Linked DNA regions of Homo sapiens: region 1 is linked to region 2. The links are chromatin loops, found by intact Hi-C in ENCODE. Cell type or tissue: endothelial cell of umbilical vein. All regions are shown on one strand.

What was found. A loop is a pair of places that touch in the nucleus more often than their neighbours do. Peaks named below come from ENCODE experiments on the same cell type or tissue, not always from the same donor. Only the 100,000 strongest peaks of a DNase experiment are listed, where the experiment ranks them.
Region 1: it touches region 2 in a loop (4-fold over the local background); 9 of 110 quality-filtered maps call a loop at or near these places.

Annotation. Positions count from the first base shown.
Region 1 is chr19:18,913,581-18,918,580 of GRCh38, reverse strand. All of the region lies in intron 1 of COPE (coat protein complex I subunit epsilon), which reads left to right. Among named protein-coding and RNA genes, the nearest start is that of COPE, 3.3 kb to the left of the region's middle. RefSeq lists an enhancer at 94-984. In endothelial cell of umbilical vein, a CTCF peak has its summit at 2,712 (motif pointing right); a DNase peak (open chromatin) is centred at 2,740; H3K4me3 peaks cover 270 bases; H3K27ac peaks cover 203 bases.
Region 2 is chr19:18,448,409-18,453,408 of GRCh38, reverse strand. It overlaps ELL (elongation factor for RNA polymerase II), which reads left to right. Exons shown (of 12, transcript NM_006532.4): 7 at 1,761-1,857; 8 at 2,434-2,932. Among named protein-coding and RNA genes, the nearest start is that of ISYNA1, 13 kb to the right of the region's middle. RefSeq lists enhancers at 1,600-2,406, 2,407-3,213. In endothelial cell of umbilical vein, a CTCF peak has its summit at 2,318 (motif pointing left); a DNase peak (open chromatin) is centred at 2,318.

The DNA of each region.
Region 1 (5,000 bases), 470 kb before region 2:
CTTGTAATCTCAGCTACCGGGAGGCTGAGACAGGAGAATCGCTTCAACCCGGAGGCCGAGGTTGCAGTGAACCGAGATCGCGCCACTGCACTCCAGCCTGGGTGACAAAGTTGTAAGAATTAAAGAGGAAAGAAACACGAAAGGTGGCTTGCCAGTCAAGACAGGTTTATTTTAGAGAAAACAAACCTGAGAGGCGCCTTCTGGCGGAGTTGGGTCAGAGTAACACTCTTTTACAGACTAAGAGTTTTTAAGGATTCAGGGTCGGAGAGTTTATCAGAGGCTTGAACTGCTTCTGTGTCTCTTCGTTGTGCTTATCTGGGAGGGAGAGTTGTGTGTCTGTTCCCATACATCTTTCTTTTTTCTTTTCTTTTCTTTTCTTTTTTTTTTTTTTTTGAGATGGAGACTCGCGCTGTTGCCAGGCTGGAGTGCAGTGGCGTGATCTCGGCTCACTGCAACCTCCGCCCCCAGGTTCAAGCAATTCTCCTTTCTCAGCCTCTCGAGTAGCTGGGATTACAGGCGCGCGCCACCATGGCCCGGCTAATTTTTGTATTTTTAGTAGAGACGGGGTTTCACCATGTTGGCCAGGATGGTCTCCATCTCTTGACCTTGTGATCTGCCCGCCTTGGCCTACCAAAGTGTTGGGATTACAGGTGTGAGCCACCGTGCCCAGCCTCCCATACATCTTTCTGCAGCTGCAGGCATACCCCCCTACTCTGCTTTTAGCTTGCCTATTTTAGTGCACCTGAAGGGAAAGGAATGTGCTTATTAAGGCCCACTGTTTTACTGGGGCCCGTTGTATGAAGGTGAAGTTTGGCAGTTACCCAAGAAATTTTCTTCCCACTCTCTCTCTGTCCGAGCTGTCTTTCTGTGTTTTACTGTCTCCTCTTTCTGGCTGCTTGTAGTTAGAAGTGATTTCCTGGCCGGGCGCGGTGGTTCACACCTGTAATTCCAGCACTTTGGGAGGCGGGCGGATCACCTGAGGTCAGGAGTTCGAGACCAGCCTGACCAACTTGGTGAAACCCCGTCTCTACTAAAAAATACAAAAATTAGCCGGGCATGGTGGCAGGCACCTTAATCCCAGCTACTTGGGAGGCAGAGGCAGGAGAATCGTTTGAACCCAGGAGGTGGAGGTTGCAGTGAGCCAAGATCCAGCCATTGCATTCAAGCCTGGGGAACAAGAGCGAGACTTCTCTATTAAAAAAAAAGAAAAAAGAAATTTCCTTAAAATTCATGAGGCTAGAAAGGGGGCTGGAACTTAAAGTGGCAGTGTTTGTCTGAGATGTTGGTGCTCTTACTATGTCAAAAGTGAGACCCTATCTCAAAAAAAAAAAAAAAAAAAGAAAAAAAGAATGTTTCTAGTAGGCTTTCTTGTCTTCACCAGAACCCGCCACTGGAAAAAGAAAAAAAAAAAGGCAGAGGGAGATTTGAGACACAGAGATGATGGAAGCAGAGATGGGAGTAATGTGGCTACAAACTGAGGAATGTAACAGTCACCAAAAGCTGGGAGAGGCAGGGAAGTATCCTCCCCTAGAGCCTTTGGAAGGAGTGTGGCCCTGCTGACACCTTGATTTGGGACTTCTGGCCTCCAGGACTGTGACTGTGAAGGAATACTTTTTTTTTTTTTTTTTTTTTTTTTGAGACAGGATCTCACTCTGTGTCACCCAGGCTGGAGTGCAGTGGCATCCTCCTCCTCCTGGGTTCAAGCGATTGTCCTGCCTCAGCCTCCCAAGTGGCTAGGATTACAGGTGCCCACCACCACACCCAGCTAATTTTTTTTTTGTTTTTTTGTTTTTGAGATGGAGTCTTGCCCTGTTGCCCAGGCTGGAGTGCAGTGGCACGATCTCAGCTCACCACAACCTCTGCCTCCCGGGTTCAAGCAGTTCTCCTGCCTCAGCCTCCCTAGTAGCTGGGACTACAGGCGTGTGCCACCACACCCAGCTAATTTTTGTATTTTTCCTAGTGATGGGGTTTCACTGTGTTGGCCAGGCTCGTCTGTAACTCCTGACCTCATGATCCGCCTGCCTCAGCCTCCCAAAGTGCTGGGATTATAGGCATGAGTTACCGTTCCTGGCCTAATTTTTGTATTTTTAGTAGAGACAGGGTTTTATCATGTTGGTCAGGCTGATCTCGAACTCTTGACCTCAAGTGATCTGCCCGCCTCAGCCTCCCACAGTGCTGGGATTACAGGTGTGAGCCACCACGCCTGGCCAGGAATACTTTTTTTTTTTGAGACAGAGTCTAACTCTGTCACCCAGGCTGGAGTGCAGTGGCACAATCTCAGCTCACTGCATCCTCCGCCTCCTGGGTTCACACCATTCTCCTGCCTCAGCCTTCAGAGTAGCTGGGATTACAGGTGCCTGCCACCACGCCCAGCTAATTTTTGTTTTTTTGTTTTTGAGATGGAGTCTTGCTCTGTTGCCCAGGCTGGAGTGTAGTGGCATGATCTCAGCTCACCACAACCTCTGCCTCCTGGGTTCAAGCGATTCTCCTGCCTCAGCCTCCCGAGTAGGTGGGATTACAGGCGTGCGCCACCACACCTGGCTAATTTTTGAGGAATACATTTTTTAAGCCATCTGGTCTGTGGTAGTTCATGACAGTGGCCTGAGCAACCTCAGCCCCACCTGAGGTGGCCCCAGGGAGAGCACCTGGCAGTCTTTGCCCTTTGCTGCCCCCAGCACTAGGCTACCATCATGACGTTTCTGGGTTTCTGACATTTGCCAGTTTGCCCACAAGATGGCAGGCACCGCCCAGCTGTTGGGGTTGAAGCAGCTCATAGGCCTTGAGTTGCTGACGGCCCAGTGCGGTCAGATCACTGGCTACAGGGACAGAAGGGAGGAGTTACTACCCCCAAGGTTTCTGGCTACAGGGCCCCCATCCTGTCACCCGCCTTCCCAAACAGTACCCTGATTCCTCAACCATGGCCACATCTTAAGCCACCTGGGGCCAGTGCTGGGGCCATCCTAGGGCCAGGTGACCTTGGTGGATGTGGCCTCCTGGCTTTGGTGGTTCCTGGGCTCCCAGGTGATCGTAGTGAGCCCTTGGGGTTGAAGAGCAATGCTCTCCCACCCCGGGGACACACATGCGTCCTGATGGTAGGATCGTCCCTGGAAGTCGAGGAAAACCACAACGGTTCCAGAGCCTCACGTCAGGGTCACGGTCTGCACATTTGTTGTTGTTATGCTTCCCGGCACTCTTGTCTCTCCAGTGCACTCTGCAGCCTCTGAGCACTTCCGCACGCACAGTCTCCTGGGCACCTGCATTTCACACAGGGGCGGCTGAGGCCACCCTGGTGCCCCCGATGGCGCCCCACTGTGTCCTCACTTTGAAAGCCCAACAGCCAGCTTTTGTCTCTTTTTTTTCCCTAAAGATAGACAGGGTCTCACTCTGTCACCCAGGCCAGAGTGCAGTGCAGTGGCATGATCATAGTCCACTGTAGCCTCGACCTCCCAGGCTCAAGCGATCCTCCTTCATGAACCTCCTGAGTCGCTGGGACTACAGGTGCATGCTACCACACCTGGCTAATATTTATAATTTTTTTATGGACACAGGGTCTCAGACCGGGCACGGTGGCTCATGCCTGTAATCCCAGCACTTTGGGAGGCCGAGGCGGCTGGTTCACAAGGTCAGGAGTTCAAGACCAGCCTGGCCAATATGGTGAAACCCCATCTCTACTAAAAATACATATAGTCGCGGCTACTCGGGAGACTGAGGCAGAAAAATCTCTTGAACCCAGGCGGCAGAGGTTGTAGTGAGCCGAGATACACGCCACTGCACTCCAACCTGGGTGACAGAGCAAGACTCCATCAAAAAAAAAAAAAAAAAAAAGACTATGCTTTTTGCTATGTTGCCTATGCTGGTCTCAAACTCCTGGGCTCAAGCAGTGCTCCTGCTTTGGCCTCCCAAAGCACTGGGTTTACAGGTGTGAGCCACCACACCTGGCCTGTCTTTTTTAACTGAGGGTGGCATGTGGCCCTGGGCTAGTCACCTAACTGAAGTCCACCTCAGAAGGTTGATTGAGAGTTACTTATTTATTTTTTATTGAGATGGAGTCTTGCTCTGTCACCTAGGCTGGAGTGCAATGGCGTGATCTCGGCTTACTACAGCCTCTATCTCCCGGGTTCAAGTGATTCTCTTGCCTCAGCCTCCTGAGTAGCTGGGATTATAGGCGCCCGCCACCACACCTGGCTAATTTTTGTATTTTTAAGTAGAGGCGGGGTTTCACCATGTTGGCCAGGCTGGTCTGGAACTCCTGACCTCTAATGATCCACCCACTTCGGCCTCCCAAAGTGCTGGGATTACAGGCATGAGCTACCATGCCCGGCCTATAATATGTTTCTTTGCATACTTGAAAAGGTACATATTTCACCTGTCCATCCCATTTGCAGGTGGGGCTCGATTTCTGCAGCCACCACCCTCCGCATGCCTTTGACATTCTTCTAGGAGTTATTTATTTAGATGGCATCTTGTTCCAAATCATAGCCAGATACCCACTCTGGCTACCAGGGCCTGAGCAGAAGCTGCTGGGTCCTCTTGGCAATGGCAGCCTGAGTCAGGCTGGGGCCAGGTCTGCGGCGGCCTGGGATGAGGACACGTTTGACATCCACGCTCCTCCCTCAGGCTGGGGAGAAGGAAGAGATGTGGCTTGGAATCTGTGGTTCTCGGCTTCAGAGGACAGGGCAGAGTGACTCCCCCTGGTTTGGGCACTGGGTCCTTTGACCCTGTGCCTTGACAGCTGGCAGGCCCTCTTGCTGACAGCCTTCTCAGTCCCCTCTGTTTAGAGGTTGTTGGAGTGGCGATGCCAAGGTGGCTGGGCCCCTTCCCAACTGTACTTTCCTCTCGAAGCCCCCAGGGGCCTGGGCGAGCACCCTCAGGCCATGGGCTGAGCTGCACTGTGCCCACCTGCCATGGGCACCCTGGGAAGTCAGCCAGCCTCCGGGGGCAGCATGCAAAGCTGTGTTCTGGAGAGCGGTCCCAGCCTCCCTCCCTGGCCTGGGCTCAGG
Region 2 (5,000 bases):
ACACATGGCATTGAGCATCTTGTTATGTGCTTTTAGCCATTTGTATAGCTTCTTTGAAGAAACGTCTATTCAGAGCTTTTGTTTTTCCAAGGACACGAAAACTGGCATTTTTTATTTATTTATTTTATGTTTTTGAGACGGAGTCTCGGTCTTGTTGCCCAGACTGGAGTGCAATGGCATGATCTCTGCTCACTGCAACCTCCGCCTCCCGGGTTCAAGTGATTCTCCTGCTTCAGCCTCCCAAGTAATTGAGGTTACAGGTGCCCACCACCATGCCCGGCTAATTTTTTTGTACGTTTAGGAGAGACGGGGTTTCACCATGTTGGCCAGACTGGTCCCGAACTCCTGACCTTAGGTGATCCGCCTGCCTTGGCCTCCCAAAGTGCTGGGATTACAGGCGTGAGCCATGGGCGCCCGGCCTGTTGATTTATTTTTTAACGTTTTCATCTCCCTGTGGAGTCTCTTTTCAAATGTATTTTCGTGTTCCTCTGTTTTGAGGTCTGACGTTTGTTGCCTGGAAGCTGCAGTGCAGCCGTTGGGGACACTGCACAGCTTGGGGCCTCTGAATCCCGATGTGCCCTAGTCCTGGGCCCTGTTTCTTCTTCTCCTGAGGCCACACATCTGGCCATCCTGTTGTCCAGCTGTGGCCCAGGTAACTTCCCAACTGCCTGGAGGAGTGGCCCGAGCCTCTTTGCTGCCTGACAGCCCTGGGCTCACTGTCCTGCAGCCCCACCAGCAGTGATGAGGATCTGGAGTAGAGCTGTGGGGGATGGCCCTGCAGCAGTCTGTTGTCCCCTGAGGTCGTGGTGCCTCTTGCTCTGGGCCCTGGATTCTCTGGATCCTGCAGCAGTCACCACTCATGCTTCTGCTATGCTTTCCGGTGTCTTCACTCCTCCTTTTGTCTCTGCCTTGCCTGTCCAGTGGATGCAAATGCCTGTTCTCAGTTTTCTGTCTTTAACTGGGAGTTCTGTTTATGTCCACATGGCTCTCCTCTCAGGCCACCAGGGAAGTGACACCTGCAGTGGTCTGTAGCCTAGCCCATTTGTTAGGGAGATGGGCTCTGGGTGTCACTGGCTGGCAGAATGGCCACGGCCCTGGACTTAAGTCTCTCTGCAGGGCCTGGAGGGGCGCTAGGCTGCCCTGAGATGGCACAGCCCCCGGGAATTGAACAGTTGGGTCAGAGAGGATACCCATAAGCTGCAGGGTTGCTGGCGGGGGTGGGGGATTCCACTTGCCCAGATCACATGGAGCGGGAGAAGGGGCATGCACTGGGGTGTTTCTTCCCTTCTTCCCCAGCTGCATCACCTAGTCAAGCTGGTGGCCACTCTGCCGCCCTCCAGATCCTGCTGTGACCTGGGCTTCCAGGAAGGCTGTCTCATCCTAGGCCAGGGCCCTCCGTTCTCTTCTGCATTTTGGACAGTTTCTGCAGTGAGCGTTCTGAACAGGATGAACAGCTGTCTTTAAAAGCAGGGTCCAGCACCCTAGCGTGTGTCCCTGGTCTCTCCGGTAGCAGGCACCTACACAAAGTGATCCTCCTCTGGGCTCAGGGGGACAGTGAGTGGGGAAGTCCTCCTTTGGGTGAAGTCGGGGGCAGGATGGCCTCAGGCCCAGGCTCCTGTGACCCCTTGGCCCTGCTCTGGATTTGGGAGGAGGGGGGTCCCTTCCTTGAGGCATCTCCACCGGGCCCCCATGTGGATACAGGCCTGGGGCCCCTAGGCCCCCTCAGCACCTTCTGACCTAGCCCTGCCTCTCCTTCGCAGGAAGCTGTGCCAGCCACAGAGCACTGGCAGCCTCCTTGGAGACCCTGCTGCCTCCAGCCCCCCAGGCGAGCGTGGGCGCTCGGCCTCGCCCCCACAGGTAAGTGAGGCATGCCTGGGGTGACTGTCCCAAGCACCTGCAGGGCACTCTGTGCTGCATCAGTAACCCTTGTCACCTTCCTCACCAGCTCTTTGGAGCATGAGCTGCTCCAAGTTGAGCCGCCTCCCTCCGCCCAGGGACCAAGGGGGAAGCTGTCGGGTTGGGGTTGGGGGCAGATTCCTGCCAGTGTGGCCGCAGCACCCCAGTGTCACAGTGCGGAACCTGGGACGGGGGGCGGCTCCCTGATGTGGGCTCAACCCTGGGCTTCCTGCTCCTGTGTCACAGTTATCACTGGGGAAGCATGCTGAGCACAGCAGCGCTTTAGACCAGTCCCCAGGGGTGGCCCGCTCACACACTGGGCCCTGCCCTCCCCCTGCATCGATCCCAGCAGGCTGATGGGCCCCAGCTGAGGCCACCCTGAGCGGCACCTGGGACCTGACTTGGTGCTCGGGCGCCCCCATGTGGCCAGCGTGGGCCTTGCAGGCGGCGTTGGGTTTTCTAGCCAGGCCAGGGGATTGCCTGTTGCTGCTCAGCCACTCTGTGCTCCCCTCTAAAATGATCTCTGCTCCTCTCCAGAAGCGGCTGCAGCCTCCTGATTTCATCGACCCCCTAGCCAACAAGAAACCCCGGATATCGCACTTCACTCAGAGAGCTCAGCCTGCCGTCAACGGGAAGCTGGGCGTGCCCAATGGCCGTGAGGCCTTGCTGCCCACCCCGGGCCCACCAGCCAGCACGGACACCCTCAGCTCCAGCACTCACCTGCCCCCGCGGCTGGAGCCCCCGAGGGCCCACGACCCCCTGGCCGATGTCAGCAATGACCTGGGCCACAGCGGCCGAGACTGTGAGCACGGAGAGGCGGCTGCCCCAGCCCCCACTGTGCGCCTCGGCCTGCCCCTGCTGACGGACTGTGCCCAGCCCAGCAGGCCACACGGCAGCCCCTCGCGCAGCAAGCCCAAGAAGAAGTCCAAGAAGCACAAAGACAAGGAGAGGGCGGCTGAGGACAAGCCCCGGGCCCAGCTTCCAGACTGTGCACCTGCCACCCATGCCACCCCCGGAGCCCCAGCAGACACCCCAGGTAGGTGCCCAGGCAGGAGGGCGTTGCCGGGGCTCTAAGTACTGGCCCCACACCCGCCTCACCCTCATGGGGTGTCGAGGGGGCTCAAGCTGTAGAAGCCAGGGGAGGGGACCCTGTTGCCCCAGGCCCCATCAGATTTGCCCTGTGTGCCTGGCACCTGGCACCCTATGTTCCTGCACCTGGTCCTCTCCCTGCCTGTCTGGAGTGCCCGGTGCCACTTGCAGTCAATGTGCCAGGCCAGCACTGGGGGCCGGAGGCCCAGAGCCTTGTGGGGAACTGAGGCCGCAGAAGGGGCTAACATGCAGAGAGGAATGGGGCCCAGGCCCCAGCTCTGACTGCAGGGAAGCCCCAGGAGCCAGGGCCATGCTGAGGTCTGCTGGGGTTCAGGGAAGACAGTGGGGGCCCAGGCAAGCCAGCCCTATTCAGGGAGAGGCAGCACAGGTGCAGATGGGCAGATCCTGGTGGGAGAGGGATAGCACCTGGACCTCTGTAGGCACCGTGCGACTGTTGTGGACTGTAGGTTTCTGCTGTGGGGACAGGGCCTGGCAGGCTGGGATTGGGGAGCCAGGAGACCTGGGCGGCTCCGAGACCACAGCCCAGGCACCTAAACTGAGCAGCAGTAGCACCCGCCTAGCACCGTGGCCATGAGCCTGCGCAGCTGTTCATTTATAGGAACCAGCAGAAGCAGTGGCCAGCGTGCAGCGGCTGTTCCACCACCATGTGCGACAGGGGCTGCAGTGGTCCCATGTGGCGATGGCGGCCAGTTGCAGATGGCCACTTCGCTCTCGGCGCCAGCTGGCCCAGGGCAGCCCAGGTGGTGTCACCTGCTGTGCTTTTGGGTTGTGTCTCTGGGGAGGAGGCTGAGTCAGGGGATTCCTGGGATGAGGGTGGGAGCCCTTCTTTCATTATAGCTTTGCGTTGCTCAGAGGGCCATGCCCCGTCCCCTGCTGTGGCTGGAGAGCAGGTCCTCACAACTGTGGCTGGGTCTTACTGGATAGGAAGGAAGACTTTCGGGGTTGGGTCAGCCCTGCCTCGTGCTGGGCTTCCCACCTCCCGTGGGACTGCATGTGGGGGCCGACGGGGAGAAGGTGGCCTTACTCCCTGGGCAGCCTCTCTGACCAGGGCCATGCTCAGGGCAGGACTCCTGATTCCCAGGACACACCCACACCCCACAGCCAGACCTGGGCCACGATCAAATGGCAGGATCTGCCATTTGAGACCCTTGGCCCGGCTCCAGGGTCCACAGACCACTCTGGGCTGTGTCCCTTCCTTGGATGCCCAGTGCCTAGGTGCCAAGACAGGCCTGGGGACTCAAGGTGGTTTCCTGTCTGGCCTGGTGCGTGTTGGCCCCTAGGCAGTTCATCCCCGGCCCAGGGGCTGTCATCTCTACCACAGGTGAGAAAATGCAAAGCAGGGGTAGATGTCCCAAGCACCAAGAAAAGGACAGTGGAGGCACCAGAAGCTGAGCCTGGTGCTGGTGGTCCATGTTACCAGAGTCCTGAAGGTGGTACTTGTGCAGGGCATGTCTTAGCTGTCCTGTGCCCGTGCCCAGGACAAGCAAGTAGAGAGACGTGGGCTGTGAAGGGGAGAGATGGGGAGAGGAGCTGCTGTGGGGGTGTTCTCCGGGGCCCCGAAGCAGGGACCAGCTTGGCCGGCCCCACACAGCCAGAGCTTGAGTAGGAGTCGGGGGCCGCTGAGGTTTGCCAAGGGCTGGACTTTGAAGGTCCCACTGGTACCAGGTTGAGCTGACCCTGAGCCTTGATTTCCCCGTTTGTCATCCTAGCTGGTGAAGATCTTGGGGCATGTCAAATGAGGTAATGTTGACCAGCCTGACACATGGCAGTTATCTGTTGTAGAATACCCACGGAGTCCACTGCGTGGCGGGAGCATGGGCTTGGCCTTCGCAGCTGCGCCTTGCCTCTCACTTCCTTCTGGCCCGGACCAGGGTCAGACCCATTCAATACATGCCCATTGAGTTGCGTCCCTGGGAAGGCCACAGCCTCTTAAAGACAACCCAGGTGGGGGTGGTGGTGATATGGAAGACAGTGTCTGGCCCAAAGTGGGGAGT